2 separate regions of the Homo sapiens genome follow, and region 2 is linked to region 1. A link is an interaction called in ENCODE POLR2A ChIA-PET data of the cell type or tissue named here. Cell type or tissue: PC-9. All regions are shown on one strand. Links, peaks and the distances in the headings refer to the core of each region. The heading gives the core; the rest is flanking DNA.

Evidence for each region. ChIA-PET counts read pairs that join two places held together with the same protein. Peaks named below come from ENCODE experiments on the same cell type or tissue, not always from the same donor. Only the 100,000 strongest peaks of a DNase experiment are listed, where the experiment ranks them.
Region 2: POLR2A ChIA-PET joins it to region 1 with 16 read pairs; 1 of 35 experiments calls an interaction of 5 or more read pairs at or near these places.

Annotation. Positions count from the first base shown.
Region 1 is chr7:140,588,982-140,594,288 of GRCh38, forward strand. All of the region lies in intron 3 of DENND2A (DENN domain containing 2A), which reads right to left. Among named protein-coding and RNA genes, the nearest start is that of DENND2A, 49 kb to the right of the region's middle. RefSeq lists an enhancer at 4,910-5,307. In PC-9, for the core only: no CTCF peak of the experiment used is centred there; a DNase peak (open chromatin) is centred at 2,430; H3K27ac peaks cover 1,447 bases.
Region 2 is chr7:139,386,186-139,391,492 of GRCh38, forward strand. The region is part of intron 3 of FMC1-LUC7L2 (FMC1-LUC7L2 readthrough); the gene reads left to right. The region is part of intron 2 of LUC7L2 (LUC7 like 2, pre-mRNA splicing factor); the gene reads left to right. Among named protein-coding and RNA genes, the nearest start is that of LUC7L2, 29 kb to the left of the region's middle. In PC-9, for the core only: no CTCF peak of the experiment used is centred there; no DNase peak of the experiment used is centred there; H3K27ac peaks cover 778 bases.

The DNA of each region.
Region 1 (5,307 bases), core at 832-4,831:
ATCTGCCTGCCTCAGCCTCCCAAAGTGCTAACATTACAGGCGTGAGCCACTGTGCCCGGCCTCTTATACACATTTTATTTATCAGAAGACAGAGGCATAGAGGGGTTAGATAAATTGCTCCAGGTATATTGGGAAAAGGTGGTGGAATTAGGGTCTGACCGCAGGAAGTCTGGTTGGAGACTGATGCTTTTAATGACACAGGGCATTATGGAGAGCATTTATTTAAGTGAGGCATGTCAGGAGGGAAGCTGCATTCACAGGCTCCAAACTAAAACAGGCTGAATTTCAACAGTTTGCTGTTGGGAACCTGAACTAATTTTCCATACAAAACTGCATTACACAGTGATAATTACATTGCTGCATTACACAGTACTGTGCGATACCCAGGCAGACCCTCTGTTTCCCTCAAGTAGTAAGTAATCTATGCTATGAGGAGATGCTATGAACCCTTACAGGGAAAAGGGGGACAGGAAGGGGTCATTTCACTGGAAGCCAGGCAGTTTCTCCCACTCTCAGGGCCAGGGTAGTAACCACCACCTACAGGTAAAGCCTTGACTGCCTAGAATTACAGCACGACCCTGGCTGAGTTTGGCCTTTTCTTTGAGAGAGAGAAAGGGGCTGTAGCTGTGCCTTGCTTTGCCATGGCGAGAGCTCTATTTATTTTTAGAAACAGGTTCTCCCTCTGTTGCCCAGGCTGGAGTGCAGTGGTGCCACCACAGCTCACCGCACCTCAAATTCCTGGGCTCAGGCAATCCTTGTCCTTCAGCCTCCGGAGTAGCTGAGACTGCAGTTGCATGCCACCATGGCTGGCTAAGTTTTAATTTTTTGTAGAAATGGAGGTCTTGCTTTGCTGCCCAGGCTGGTCTCAAACTTCTGGGCTCAAGCGATCCTCCTGTCTCAGCCTCCCTGTTGTCTGGGATTATAGTTCTGTTTTTATTTTTTAAAATCTCATTGGAAACAATATTTGTATAGGTCAAATTTCGAAATGATAAAGTACCTATGAAATAACATCTGAATCTTTAAAATGTTTTCATAATAACTGCCCTAACAACAGAAGATATTTGTATGGTTAAAGGCTCTCCAAATCTCAGCGGATGACTCGCTTATTTAAAGCACATGTAATGCAGGCCGGGCGCGGTGGCTCATGTCTGTAATTCCAGCACTTTGGGAGGCCGAGGCGGGCGGATCACTTGAGGTTGGGGGTTCGTGACCAGCCTGGCCAACATGGTGAAACCTTGTCTCTACTGAAAATACAAAAATTAGCTGGGCATGGTGGTGTGCACCTGTAATCTCAGCTACTCGGGAGGCTGAGGCAGGAGAATCGCTTGAACCGGGGAGGTGGAAGTTGCAGTGAGCTGAGATTGCGCCACTGCACTCTAGCCTGGGCGACAGAGACTCTGTCTCAAAAAATACATACATACATAAAAATAGAGCACATGTAATGCAAGCGGGAATCCAGATTATGTGTTGGGGTTTGTTGGGATAGGATTAGCTTTTATCCCAGTGGTTACTGTCAGACACCTGGGATTTCAAGACATAGTTTGAATGTTTTGTATAATCCTTCTATATTTCCAAGAACAAGATGCTAATATAAGAGCTCAGGCCAGACACAGTGGCTCATGCCTGTAATCCCAGCACTTTGGGAGGCTGAGGCAGGAGGATTGCTTGAGGCCAGGAGTTCAAGGCCAGCCTGGGCAACAAAGTAAGATCCCATCTCTACAAAAACTAACAATTACAAAAATTAGCTGGGCATGGTGGCATGTGCCTGAAGTTCCAACTACTTGGAAGGCTGAAGTGGGAGGATCCCTTGAGCCTAGGAGGCACAGGTTGCAGTGAGCTGAGATCATGCCACTTGCACTCCAGCCTGGGTGAGAGAGTGAGATCTTGTTTCTGGGGAATAATAATAATAATAAAAAAAAGGTCAGCCATGCTTTACATTTGATTTCTGACACATAAAAGGTCACTAGTCTAAACAGCATTAGAAAAGTCCAATTTGAAAACAATTAAAAACTCCCTTTAAAAAAATGAAGATGGGGGTGGGCGCAGTAGCTCACACCTATAATCCTAGCACTTTGGGAGGCCGAAGCAGGTGGACTGCTTGAGCTCAGGAGTTTCAGACCAGCTGGGCAACAGAGCAAGACCCTGTCTCTATAAAAGATACAAAAATTAACTGGGTGTGGTGGGGCACACCTATAGCCCCAGTTACTTGGGAGGCTGAGGTGGGAGGATCCCTTGAGCCAGGGAGTCGGAGGATGCAGTGAGCCAAGATCAAGCCACTGCATTCCAGCCACTGCACTCTCACTCATTTTGAGACAGAGTGAGACCCTGTTTCAAAATAAAAGATGGTTATTCACGTTGCAAAACTAATTTGCAAAACGATTCATCAAAAGGTTTCTCAAATAGCAGCTCTATTTCCTGTATTAAAGGGTTAGTTTTCAGGTGACTAATTCCTATGCAGGAAGTCTGAAAGGCAAACAAATTAACATGAGGTACAGTCCATACAAGATCAAGGAGAAGCCAGAAATCTTTACATGCCCAGTTTCTAGAACTAGTAGGAAAGTAGGATTCCAATTATAACATTTGATCTATCATTGTCATGTGTTGGTAACACATGCCAAAGCATTTAGAAAGTTAGCTCTTCCTAGCAGTTCTTTATTTTCCCTCCCTTCCTTCCTTTCTTTCTTTCTTTCTCTTTCTTTCTTTCTTTCTTTCCTTCCTTCCTTCCTTCTTTCTCTCTCTTTCCTTTCCTTTCTCTCTCTCTTTTCTTTCTCTTTCCCTCCCTCCTTTTCTTTCCTTCCTTTCTTTCTTTTCTTTTCTTTCTTTCTTTTTCCTTCTCTTTCTTTCCCTCCCTCCCTCCCCTTCCTTCTTTCCTTCCTTCCCTTCCCTTTCCTTCCTTCCTTCTTTCTTTCTTTCTTTTTCTTCCTCTCTCTTTCTCCTCCCTTCCCTTCCCTCCCCTCCCCTCCCCCCTCCCTACTCCCCTCCCCTCCCCCTCCCCTCTCCCTCCTCTCCCCTCCCCTTCCCCTCTCCCTCCTCTCCCCTCCCCTCCCCTTCTTTTCTTCTTCTTTTTTTTTTTTTTGATGGAGTTTCGCTCTTGACGCCCAGGCTCTTGTCACCCAGGTGCAATCTCGGCTCGCTGCAGCCTCTGCCCTCTGGGTTCAAGCAATTCTCCTGCCTCAGCCTCCCGAGTAGCTGAGATTACAGGCGCCTGCCACCACATCTGGCTAATTTTTATTTTTTTTTTTTGAGACGGAGTCTCGCTCTGTCGCCCAGACTGGAGTGCAGTGGTGCGATCTTGGCTCACTGAAAGCTCCACCTCCTCGGTTCACACCATTCTCCTGCCTCAGGCTCTCGAGTAGCTGGGACTACAGGCGCCTGCCACCATGCCCAGCTATTTTTTAAAATTTTATTTTTAGTAGAGACTGGGTTTCACCGTGTTAGCCAGGATGGTTTTGATCTCCTGACGTTGTGATCTGCCCACCTCAGCCTCCCAAAGTGCTGGGATTACAGGTGAGAGCCACCACGCCCAGCTAATTTTTCGTTTTTAGTAGAGACAGGGTTTTGCCATGTTGGGCAAGCTGGTCTTGAACTCCTGACCTCAGGTGATCCGTGCCCTGCCCTTTTTTTTTTTCTTTTTTTGAGACAGAGTCTGGCTCTGTCGCCCAGGCCGGAAGGCAGTGGGGCGATCTCAGCTCACTGCAACCTCCGCCTCCAGGGTTCAAGCAATTCTCCTGCCTCAGCCTCCTGTGTAGCTGGGATTACAGGCACCTGCCACCATGCCTGGCTAATTTTTGTATTTTTTGTAGAGATAGGGGGGTTTCACCATGTTGGCCAGGCTGGTCTTGAACTCCTGGGCTCAAGCGACCCACCCACCTCAGCCCCCCAAAGTGCTGGGATTACAGGTGTGAGCCACCATGCCCGGACCACCTAGCATTATTTCTACAGCCTACATAAATGTCAGGGACATCAGTCCTCCCCTTCTGAGGTTTAGGTAGGTGATTAGGCTCCCTGAAGAGGAGAAATGTGATCACACCAATCCTTCAACTGCTAACCTAATTCTGTTCTCTACAAATATTTTTTTTAACTTGAAAGTTTTAGTACCTTCATTTACACATTAACTTTGAGAGAAAGGAAACTGTGAAAGGTTAATGAACGATAACCACATCCAAACAGGCTTCTCTCTAATTTAAACATTTTCAACATTCATTCCACATCCCGCCTGCAAGTTTAATAAGTAAACATGCGAGTCACATTGTGCTCAAAGTGGGTGATACAAAGGCGAGAGGTCCCTGCCTTTGGGGAGCCCACAGCCTGGGGAAGAGGTGTAACCTCCACTCAGCCTCACTTTACTTCCCAGGTCCTCAAATGATCGTTTGATATTTGGTGCTTCTGAGTTTCAGAGATGCTAGAATGAGCTGGTTGTTCCAAAGAACTTTGCTGAAGGGCGTTATAACCTATGTAATAGCCAAATTTCAACAACCAATGCCAAACACTGTGATTCTGAGTCGTATTTTGAATGTTCTTCATGACTTCTCCATATTTTTGTAAATGAAATGCTAACTTAGAGCTCCTCCCATTTGGACAATGCGGAAGAATCTCAAAGCTGAACTCGTAATCCTATTGCCTCTCTGATGAGAACCAACTCCTTGCCCAGTGTTGCCATCCAAAGGTTTAGGTCTGAAACCTGGAAATCAGACTCCTAGCCTCCCTCCCACTTACTGCCTACGTCTAACTAGTTAACCCAAGTTTTACCTCCAAAGCATCTCTTGAACCCACCCACTTCTCTCAGTCCCCGAGGCAGCTACACCACAGGGTAACCACAAGACCTCACTGTTTCTCCCCATCGCCTCACCGCACCTGCCCATTGGTGCCCACCCAGTCTCCAGGCTGCTGACAGGATGGTCTCTTAAACAAGCAAATCTTTTTTTTTTTTTTCTTTTTTCTGAGATGGAGTTTCACTCTTGTTGCCCAGGCTGGGGTTAAATGCTGTGATCTAGGCTTACTGCAACCTCTGCCTCCTGGATTCAGGCGATTCTCCTGCCTCAGCCTCCCAAGTAGCTGGGATTACAGGCACCCACCATCCATGCCTGACTAATTTTTTGTATATTTACCCGAAACGAGGTTTCACCATGTAGGCCAGGCTGGTCTCGAACTCCTGGCCACAGGTGATCCACCCCCTTCAGACTCCCAAAATGTTGGGATTACAAGCGTGAGCCACCGTGCCCGGCCTTAAACATGCAAATCTGATTATCTCTCTCCCCTTCTTAAAAATGTTCCTTTTTTCCATTGCCCTTAGGTAATAGGCCCAAA
Region 2 (5,307 bases), core at 600-4,599, 1.2 Mb before region 1:
AGAGATGGGGTTTCACCATGTTGGCTAAGCTGGTCTTAACTCCTGGCCTCACGTAATCCACCTGCCTTGACCTCTCAAAGTGCTGGGATTACAGGCCTGAGCCACTGTGCCCAGCCTAAAAATATTCTTTATACAGGCGATTAACCACAAACATCAAGCACATTTACAAAGAATTACAAAATCTCTGTCACTGGAAATATTTTTCTCTGTCACTGGAAATTTTTTTTTTTTTTTTTTGAGATGGAGTCTCACTCTGTCGTCCAGGCTGGAGTGCAGTGGTGTGATCTTGGCTTACTGCAAGCTCCGCCTCCCGGGTTCACACCATTCTCCTGGCTCAGCCTCCCTAGTAGCTGGGACTACAGGCGCCTGCCACCACACCTGGCTAATTTTTTTTTCGTATTTTTAGTAGAGACGGGGTTACCGTGTTAGCCAGGATGGTCTCGATCTCCTGACCTCATGATCTGCCCACCTCGGCCTCCCAAAGTGCTGGGATTACAGGCATGAGCCACCACGCCCGGCCACTGGAAATATTTTTTAACATGTGATGAGTTCAACCTTTAGGCAAGACCTAAATGCTTTCTAGCTGATTCTTACTCATTAAGGGAACTTCTAAAAGCTCATTAGTGTTTTACTTTAACCTATATAGGATTAAAGGATTAGAGCTTTTTTTTGAGACAGAGTTTTGCTCTTGTTCCCCAGGCTGGAGTGCAATGGCTTGATTTTAGCTCACTGCAGCCTCCTCCTTCTGGGTTCAAGCGATTCTCCTGCCTCATCCTTTCAAGTAGCTGGATTACAGGCACGTGCCACCATGCCCGGCTAATTTTTTGTATTTGTAGTAGAGACAGGGTTTCACCATGTTGGCCAGGCTGGTTTTGAACTCCTGGCCTCAGGTGATCTACCTGCCTCAGCCTCCCAAAGTGCTGGGATTACAGGCATGAGCCACCGTGCCCGGCCAGAGCATTTTGAGAATACATGGTCTCATAAACTTTTTTGGCTTGCAGGATCAAAAATAAAGATATGTGTTGATTTTACTCAGATAATATGACTTGTAAAGCTGGAGTGCAGTGGCGCGATCTCGGCTCACTGCAAGCTCCGCCTCCCAGGTTCACGCCATTCTCCTGCCTCAGCCTCCCGAGTAGCTGGGACTGCAGGCGCCTGCCACCACGCCTGGCTATTTTTTCGTATATTCAGTAGAGACACGATTTTACCATGTTGGCCAGGCTGGTCTTGAACTCCTGCTCACCTTGGCCTTCCAAAGTGCTGGGATTACAGGTGTGAGCCACTGCGCCTGGCTGAAAATTTTTATTTTATTTATTTATTTTTTATACGAGAGCTCTTGTTTCCTGATGGAAACAAAAGAAACAAATGGAGAAAATTTTCGATGAAGTGACATTTGAGATCGAATGTGGAGAAGAAGGTAGTCATTTCTGAGTGGGAATCAACTTGCCATTTTGTTCCTACGCAAAACTTGTGGTGGTTCTGTATTGTTTATACCTGTACTGAAAAATCTAAAATACTTACCCAGGCTACTTCTCCCTTGAATGAATAAATCGTATAAGTTGTTTTTTCTTTTCCTTTTTTTTGGAGACAGAATCTTGCTGTGTCATGCAGGACTGAAGTGCAGTAGTGTCATTATAGCTCACTGAAGCCTGAAACTCCTGGCCTCAAGTGATCCTCCTGCTATGGCCTCACAAAGTGTTGGGATTGCAGGCGTGAGCCACCATGTCTGGCCTGGTTCTCTTGTTTGACCAAACTGATTTACTTATTGTCGTCTCACTCCTTTCTTTCCCTCGCATGCTTCTCATTTTTGTTTACACTCTTTTCTTCTGCCTGCAATATTCTTTCTCCTCTCTACAAATTTAAATCCTATCTGGCTTACTATATGTGATTGCCTTACCCTGTAACAATTTAGCCTCTGAACCCCAGTATAGCACCTGCTTTCTGTACTATTGAAAAAAAATTTATCTCATTTGTGTATATATTCTCATTCTCTCTCTCTTTCCAGTTAGATAGTACACCATAGTCTTTGTGTGATAAGACCTCTTGTTTTAACTTTTTCTAGTTTTCTTTGCATATCTAGGGTCAGAAATGGTTATAAAAATATTTCCTATGTTCTTAAGAAAATTACAAAAAGGTAGAAAAATATCATGATTTATCTTTACTTTGGGAAAAATAGGTTTGGAGCTGGAACATATACAAGTGGGAAGAGGCAGTTAAGAAATTGGGAAGTGGTAGAAAAGCAGCAGCGTTATGTATGCACAATGTGCCCCATTTCTCTTCACCCTATACTCATGTCTAAGGTATACTTGTTAACATGGGGGTCAGACTCCGTGTTCTTGTGTAATTCGTTAGAGCATCTTCTGGAAAAATGCTTGAGCTGTAACTATGGGGAGGAATATGTATAACTTTCATCCTGGAAAACTTGGATAAAGAAAGCCTGTAGTGAATGTAGTCATATATCTGTATCATACTAGATGCTGCTACTTAGATTTCCTGTTATTACATCAAAATCATCTTGTCCAGAACAAGACATTTTCCCTCATAGATCAGTTTTCCCATTTGATTTAGTCAGTTCTCTTGGTGGCATCATTGTTTTCTCATGTTTGAAATACTTGAAACCCTGAAGAGACTCCTGACTTTTTTCTTTCCACACTTAATTTCCATTTAGCTAATACCTGTAGGTTGAAAGTTATTGTGTTATTGAAAGAATATTGAGCTATATTAAAGACCTGTTGAGATTTTTACTCTGCTGCCATTAGCTTATGATCTTAGGCAAATATTGATCTGTCTGAGTCTTGATTTCCATATTTGTAAGAAGGTGTGATGGGATTCATTATTCCAGAGACACTTCACATTTTTTAAATGATTTTTTTTTTTTTTAATTCTTCGGCACTCTGGTTTACCTCTGTCACCTCCTTTCTTTTTTCTCTTCTAATTTGACCCCAGTGGCTTTATTCCTAGGTTCTTGTAATATCTTTTCTTGCCCTTTGTCTCTTTCTTCTGGTCAATCCATCTAGTGTTAATGGTTCTGAAACATGGATTTTATTGTGTCGTATTTCTGCCTGAGTAGTCAAGCATTCTTCTTTGCCTACAGAATAAATTCTGCATTTTTTTTGACTCATTTTCAGACTCTTTCACCATCTAGTCAGAGGCTGTAAACTAGTGGCCTGTGGGCCAGTATAATCCTACATCCCCTTTTCCCCCCATCATTTTCCTTTATCTTCTAGTAGAAATCTTCTCGTTCCAGTTAAGTTGTTCCTCTTTATTTTCCCGATAGGAAATACTGTATTCTCCTCTTGAAGCATGTGCTCTGGCTCTTTCCCTCTATTATTTGTCTTCTGTGTAAATTATCTTCACTTGTCCTAGAAACCTCCTCATACACACTGATATTTAATAAAGATAGCCCTCTTTTGTGAATTTGCTTGAAAATGGAAGCATTAGAAGTAGGTAAAGTTATGAGCCAAGGAAATAAGTTATTCATTGAACAAATATTGAGCTGTAATATAATATTATATCATATTATGTAACAAAATATTGAGTACCTATTATGTGGTGGACTGTGTTATCTGATTGGGGCTGTTACAATGATCAAGAAAGACTATGTTCCTCCCTCATTGAGCTTATATCCCATTGCAATCAATATGCAAAAATAAGTAGGTTGACAGCCTGCCTTCAGAGTGCTTTTATAAACATCTTACTTGATCTGAACAGCAATCCTGAAGTACTTGAGAAAACAGAAGTTCAGCTGGCGCAGGCAGGATCACTTGAGGCCAGGAGTTACCAGCCTGGACAACATAGCAAGATCCCATCTCAAAAAAAAATTAACTTGGTGTGGCATGCACATGTACTTCTAGCTAGTGAGGAGACTAAAGTGGGAAGATCACTTAAGCCTAGGAATTCAAGGCCGCAGTGAGCTATGATTGTGCCACTGCACTCCAGGTTGGAAGGTCAGAGAGTTTAAGTGAATTTCTCAGGATCAAATGGATAATACGAGGTAAAGAGAGGTGTTTTGATGTGGTCCAGTGCCCAGTCTCTCTCTCTCTCTCTCTCTCTCTTTTTTTCTTATTTTTTTTTTTATTTTTATTTTTTTTGGAGACCAGGGTCTCAATCTGTCCCCCAGGCTGGAGTGCAGTGGCGCCATCTCCACTCACCACAACCTCTGCCTCCTGGGTTCAAGTGATTTTCCTGCCTCAGCCTCTTGAGTAGCTAATTTTTGTATTTTTAGTAGAGATGGGGTTTCGCCATATTGGCCAGGCTGGTCTCAAACTTCTGACCTCAAGTGATCCACCTGCCTCGGCCTCCCAAAGTGCTGGGGTTACAGACATGAGCCACTGCGTCTGGCCTAGTCTGTCTTATTACTTAGACAATGTAGTTTTTTTTTTTTTTTTGAGACGGAGTCTCGCTTTGTCGCCCAGGCTGGAGTGCAGTGGCACGATCTCGGCTCACTGCAAGCTCCACCTCCCAGGTTCACGCCATTCTCCTGCCTCAGCCTCCCAAGTAGCTGGGACTATAGGCGCCCACCACCATGCCCGGCTAATTTTTCTGTATTTTTAGTAGAGACGGGATTTCACCGTGTTAGCCAGGATGGTCTCGATCTCCTGACCTCGTGATTCGCCCGTCTCGGCCTCCCAAACTGCTGGGATTACAGGTGTGAGCCACCATGCCGGGCCTAGACAATGTAGTTTTTAAGTACAGGAGAATAAAGCATAAAACATGAATATTTCCAATTATACATCACCCTCCTTCTCAGATCTAAACCTTGTCAACAATTTAGTGTACATCTTTCACTCTCCTTGTGTAAATGCTTGTGCACACAAGCTTGTGTGTTTTAACAGATGCCATTATATTGTTTGAATTTTTTTCACTTGTCTTGGAGAGGTTTCCATATCAGTTGTCTGCATTTTTAAAAATGCCTGAATAATATTGTGTAGTGTGGCTGTTCTCTTACATGCAGTGAGTATTAATATATTCATAGTCTTTGTTTCTGTTTTTGGTGTACACTGTGGCAGTCAAATCCTTGTATGTACATCTTTGTAGACACTTGCAGCTGTTGCTTTAGTTTAAGGCCTTGATTTCCATTGTGAATATAAATTCCATAATAGTAGAAATTATATTCTCATGCTGTTCTGTAATTTTGTTCAGGATCTGGTTCTTAGAACTGAACAAATGTTCAAACACATAACAAAGCAGTTATATTTACAATTACTTGGAGCTATTACTATGCCAAATTCTATCGTTTATATATTCATTAACATATTACTACTATTAATTTACACTTAGCAGTACACTCAAAATGTATAAATCAAC